Regions from separate parts of the Mus musculus genome. Here region 1 is linked to region 2. A link is a loop called in an ENCODE intact Hi-C map of the cell type or tissue named here. Cell type or tissue: left cerebral cortex. All regions are shown on one strand. Links, peaks and the distances in the headings refer to the core of each region. The heading gives the core; the rest is flanking DNA. Region 1 overlaps Sorbs3 (sorbin and SH3 domain containing 3). Region 2 overlaps Pebp4 (phosphatidylethanolamine binding protein 4).

Region 1 (2,800 bases), core at 272-2,771, 320 kb before region 2:
TGACTTTCAGCGGCTCAGTGCCAGGCATTTTTCTCACACCATGGGAGTTAGAGGTCCTCACTGCTTGTTTTTCTCATGTGTTGTAGAAAAATATTAACCTCAGTCGGGGGTTTCTACCCCCACCTTTGATCATTCAGTTCCCAGGTAAAAGACACACAACTTTTAAATGTATAATAAGACAGCATTAGATCTGGGCCTATATTTACTCTCTAAGCTATTAGTATCTACTTCCCTATCAATAACCCCAAGTTATAATAGCTTGCCCTGATTTATCTGGGCAGCTCTTACTCCAACTGGTCAGCTCTCATGGCCAGTTCTCACAATCCCTTACCTCATGGCATCTTCCTCTCCTCCTCTCTCTTCTCTCTTGTGTTCCTACCTCTGACCCCCAGCTGGGGAACCAAAGCCCCACCTACATCTCTTCTGCCCAGCTATATAGGCTGTTAGCATCTTTATTCTACCAATGGTTTTAACCTAAGGAGCAAGGCTACATAGCATCCCTTGGTGTGCAGGATGATTTTCTCATCCCTGGGGGCAACCAGACCTTGAAGGACAATATTTAGCATTACAACACAACAATATGCTAGGTAGTGGTGGCACACGCCTTTAATCTCAGTACTTGGGAGGCAGAGGCAGGAGGATCTCTGAGTTTGAGGCCAGCCTGGTCTATAGAGTGAGTTCCAGGACAGCCAGGGCTACACAGAAACCCTGTCTCGAAAAACAAAACAACACAACAACAACACAGCAATAGACCAAACCTCAACACTCACCCTCCTTTGCTTTGACATTTCTTTTAAACTACATATGAAGTTTTGTAGACTTCTATTGACAAGAAGAAAACACACCCTTTCTATAGCAGAAGCCGTAATGTTATGGGGAATGGCTTGGACCTGTGCCTCTGATATTGTATCCAGTAGCCACATGTGGCCAGTTAAGTGTAGATTAGTTTTAAAAAGATGGAAAATAAAAATCCTAGCCCCCTTTTCATACTAGTTCATTTCAAGGACATTCCCTTCCGCACCCCAGGACAAGTTTCTCCAGCAAGTCAGAAGCCAGCTCTACCCCTAGGCAGCCCAATGGTCATCTTTGAAATGAAGGTGTTCTATTATATCAGTGGATTCCTCCCTATAGAAGATCTGTGATCCATCATCTCAAGTCCTGTTTGTTTGTTTGTTTGTTTTTGTTTGTTTTTCAAAGAAGCACGGAGTTAGTGCTGTGCAAAGTTGTCTTGGTTGGTTGGTTTAGAAGTGCAGCGTTGTTTGTACCGCTAGGGGGCATGAATGAGGCGAGGCAATCAAGCCCTTTCTCTGCGAGCTAGCAGTTCCAGGTACTGTCAGCGGAGGGCGCGCCCTAACCCGCGTAACGCCTTCTTTTTCAGGTGTCTCCCGGCGAACTCAGAAATTTGGGACATTCCCTGGAAATTATGTAGCCCCAGTGTGAGTGGTCTCCATGGCAGTTTGGAGCCAACGAGGATCGGGAGGGGAGCAGTAGCACTATGGGAGGGAGAGAGGCCTTCCATAGCCTCCTCCCCAGGACCTGTGCTCCCAGCTTCTGCAGAGACCCCAGCAACTTTCCCTCCAAGCCTCCTTGAAGTCCGATTCCCACCCCGCAAGTCACAGGCATTCCTTTGACAGCCCCCTTCACCGCCCCTCAAATACAGACATCTGCTTTCATGTGGAGACTGTCTCCAGGCCTTATTGAGACCAGACCCCTAAGCCTCCAACCCCCCAGCATGTCCCCTAATGGGGACTGGCTCTCGCTTCACCCCCATGGGGTTCCTCTAATAAGGACCAGCCTTCTACCCTGGTGGAGACCAAAGGCCTCCTCCCGTTTCTCATCAGCTTGCCTGCTACCACTTTGCCTTCTGGCCTCCAGCTGGGCCAGGAAGCAAGGTGGGAACACCTCCTCGGCCTTGAAGGCCCAATGACAGGCCTTGCCTCAAGGCCTTTCCTTCTCAGAGCCTCCTGAACCCCTGGGTAGGGCCTCCCCATGTACCCTGCCGACTGACTGAGGCACACAACTTCCCTGGCTTATCAGAAGATTCATTTACAGGGAGACAAGCTTGCTGCCCTAATTCCCAGCTCTCCCCAGTGTCCAGATCCTCTCTGGAAGAGACTATAAAATAAACGTGGGTGCCAGGGACCTGCCTGTCTGCTTCATTATCCTTTGGGTGGGCATAGGGGGAGAGGCTGGGAAGGGGGATTCTGTCCATTTAGGAATGTGGGATTTCTTTCTGTCATGGGTTGTAGTCCGAGCTAGGTGAGCAGGGGTGACAGGCAGAATGGAGCAGCTCCAAGCACTAGAGGTACTAAGCACTAATGCCAGCAGGGACAGGGCAGGGCCTGATGGGAGAGTCCAGGGTTGGGGGCTGAGATATGTTCTTGATTCTGGAGCTGTTACCACGAGGTTGCCGGAACTTGGTGACATTTCTAACTATTCCCCACTAAAGTTTTCCTTCTCTGTGCTCCGTTGATACACCACACCTTTGTGGTTTTCTTCTCTGGGATCAAGTCTTTGTGCATTCAGTTTGGGAAAGCTGGGAGTGGGTGGGGCAGAGGTGGTCGAAGTAACTCTGCTCACCCAGGGCTTGGTGGCCTCTGGGGACATTAGCACATCCTGGGCCTGGCCTTTCCTCCAGAAAAGGAAAACTCCATTCTGTCTCTTGGTGAGTCAGAGTCGTACTCTGTGACCCAGGCTGGCCTGGAATTGGAGGTCAAACTCCTCCTTCAGCTTCTACGGGAGCCACCTCAGCGGCTGATAGAAAGCACCATTCTTGGCTGGGGCTGACAGTTGAGCAGGC
Region 2 (2,800 bases), core at 215-2,714:
CGAGGCCTCCCTGAGGAGGCGACCTTCAGGCAACCATCTAAAAGGGAGAGAGCCATTCGAAGAAGGTTGGAGAGGGTGGGGGTGTCAGAAGGTAGAGGTGGCTCTCTGGTGCAAAGGACCCCAGGAATACTGGGAAACCAGGTAAGTTAGGTGGGCAAAGTGCAGAGGAGCTGAGAGTAGAGAGGATGTGAGGAACAGGTCAGATGCCAGGGCATCTATCTGGCAGGCACTGGTAGCGACTGGGCACTTACTCAGGAAACTGAGGGGAAGCCTGACAAACTTTGGGCAAAGGCTTGGACTCATCTGACCCGCAGACTTAAGGGCGCCCTCTGATGGCCGAATTGAGAACAGGCTGAGCCTTGGGGACAAACAGTGGTGCTTGGTGGTAACTAGGTGAGAGGCTAGGTCCAGAGAGTGGTAGCCGCTGCCAAAGTAGGGACCCTGAGGAAAGGAGAGATAGCCAGCTTCTAGACCTTTCCATGGGGCTCTGGTAGCACAGTGGGAGAGACAGAGACACCCCTCCACTCCCCCAGTCCTGGGTTAAAACTGAGGATAAAACAGGTTTGGTAAGGGGTAAGGCGGGGACTGGATGCTTGATATGAAGGGCCCACAGGACATCTCAGTGGTCATATGAGTTGAGACAACTGGTATGTGGATAAGGCCACCCAAGAAAAAGAGGGACAACTAAGGAGAGGACAGAGAAATGAATGAGAGAGAGAGGATGGATCCTGGAAGCTACCTGTGTCTAGCAGGAGGGAGTCACCCACTGGGGAAAACAGTCCAGATGGGGCAGAGAAAGAATTCCACAGAGGACTGCCCTCTGGGTCCTAGCCTTGAAAGGGGGTACTCTTGGGACTCTAAGGGAGAACAGGGAATCTTAGAGGGCCAGGGAGTTTGCACAAGGTGGCAGAGCTCCAAGCAATGACACCAAGGTTTACATCTTCCGAGAGTCCCTGGTTTCTTATTCTCTAGGCTCAGATTCTAACTAAACCTCGGTAAACTGAGGCAGGCAGCTTTCACAGCTCCCAGTTTGCACTTAGGAAACCGCGAGCACTGTTTCAAAATCTTTGTGATCTGGGGTCGGCAGTGGGAGGTACCCTCGATGTTCTTCCCATCAGCAGTTTCCCCCGGGCTAATCATGAGTGAGGGGCGAACTGGGGACATTGAAAATGGAAAGCATTCGGCGGCTAGCTCTTTGCACTGTCGTAACAGAGGTGCAGTTTCACTCTGGACTGGTGAAAAGATAGACGCAGCGGGGCTTGGGACCTCAAGCGTCACACCAGAGCCACACGTTGGATTCTCTGTGCCTTCTTCATTCATGGATCCCGCTCCACCAACTAGGAGAAGCCTGTGTGTTCCTGCCCTGGTGGCCCCAGCCAAGCTTCCGGGCTTTGCGTTGTTTCGGGCACGATGACGGTCACCTCGCGCCCCCTGGTGGTAACTCTTTCAGTTACAGCCTCGGAGCGAACAGAAGGCCTCTGTTTACACAAGCAGGCTAGGGAACTGGAACCCCGAAGCACCTTCAGCACCTTCTCCTCCTTTGCCACATCCCACCCACACCGTCCTTTTGGGAGTCTGGGGGCCTTCATTCCCCTGAGCACGCATGGCCCAGTCCCTCTACATTCCCATAGCGGTAGAAAGAACACAGGCCTAGATACCCAAATGTCACTCTGCCCCTGCAGACCCAAAAAAGCAGCAAAGAATTGCAGGGTTCTCCACCTGTACGTATTGCAGGCCACCCGCACCACACCTGGCCTGCTCCACGCCCACCTGTCCCTTGGTTAAGACACGTGACATTTCTGGAATCGTCCTAGCCCGTACGCAAAGGGAAGTGATTGTTTCCTGTTCTGGCTTCTTCCCTGAACATGGGAAGCCATTTATTTGGGCACCTAGGCCTGTATTCTTTTCATTACTATGGGAAGGAACTGGGCCATGCAGGCTCAAGAAAGTAGTGTGGGATGTGGGGGCGAGGGAGGCACTCTTAGAGCAGGAGGTGGCAGTTGGGCCATGTGGAGCACCCTCCAGGTGGCCCTCTCCTCACCAGGAAGTGGCAACACTGGACATGAGCTTAGTTCTGGACCCTCTTAGTCTAGCTGAAACCTCTTCCGGTGCCTTGGTCTCCTAGAATCTACTCCTAATGCGCTCAGCACAGAGCCTGGCCCATGGAGGAGGGCCAGAAGATGTTTTCACATGACCGTCGGGGAACGGAAAGATAAGTGGAACAGAGAATGGCTTAGAAGCCAGGGTCTCAGAGCTTTGACCTCCATGTCACATGAAAGTAATGTCTCCCAGCTTGTGGTGAGACTTGGATAAGGCCTGGAGGCAGCAAAACCACGGGTATAAGGCTGTAGGTCAAGGTGTGCCCCTCCAACAGGCTCTGACATAGTTCAGGCTGACCTTGAACTCACGTAACTAAAGATGACTTGGAACTCATCCTTCTGCCTCCATCTCCTGAGTACTGGGATTATAAGTACACCAGCATGCTTGGTTTTATTCAGGGCTGGGGATCAGGCCCAGGGTTTTGTGTACGCTAGGCAAGAAATCTACCAACTGAGTTACACCCCCGGCCCACAGCCCACACTTGTCTTCTCTGGAAGGATCTGGGGAGACTCCCTCTGCCTCTCTAGGCCTCGAATTCCCTGCCATAGACAGAGCCCCACACCTGTCCCGCCTGTCTACGGGGACTGATGTGAGATAAGAAATGTGAAATTACAGCATGGCGGAGAACACACAGCAATGACTGTCATAACAGGGAAAGTGCTTTGAAAAATGGTGACGCTTACCCTGTTATTACCGAGGG

Evidence for each region. A loop is a pair of places that touch in the nucleus more often than their neighbours do. Peaks named below come from ENCODE experiments on the same cell type or tissue, not always from the same donor. Only the 100,000 strongest peaks of a DNase experiment are listed, where the experiment ranks them.
Region 1: it touches region 2 in a loop (5-fold over the local background); 10 of 42 quality-filtered maps call a loop at or near these places.

What each region holds. Positions count from the first base shown.
Region 1 is chr14:70,179,810-70,182,609 of GRCm38, reverse strand. It overlaps Sorbs3 (sorbin and SH3 domain containing 3), which reads left to right. Exons shown (of 21, transcript NM_011366.3): 21 at 1,379-2,142. The coding sequence ends at 1,440. Among named protein-coding and RNA genes, the nearest start is that of Pdlim2, 4.4 kb to the right of the region's middle. In left cerebral cortex, for the core only: a CTCF peak has its summit at 1,297 (motif pointing right); a DNase peak (open chromatin) is centred at 1,303.
Region 2 is chr14:69,860,214-69,863,013 of GRCm38, reverse strand. The region is part of intron 3 of Pebp4 (phosphatidylethanolamine binding protein 4); the gene reads right to left. Among named protein-coding and RNA genes, the nearest start is that of Pebp4, 21 kb to the right of the region's middle. In left cerebral cortex, for the core only: CTCF peaks have their summits at 337 (motif pointing left), 1,231 and 1,431 (motif pointing left); DNase peaks (open chromatin) are centred at 327 and 1,424; H3K4me3 peaks cover 463 bases; H3K27ac peaks cover 249 bases.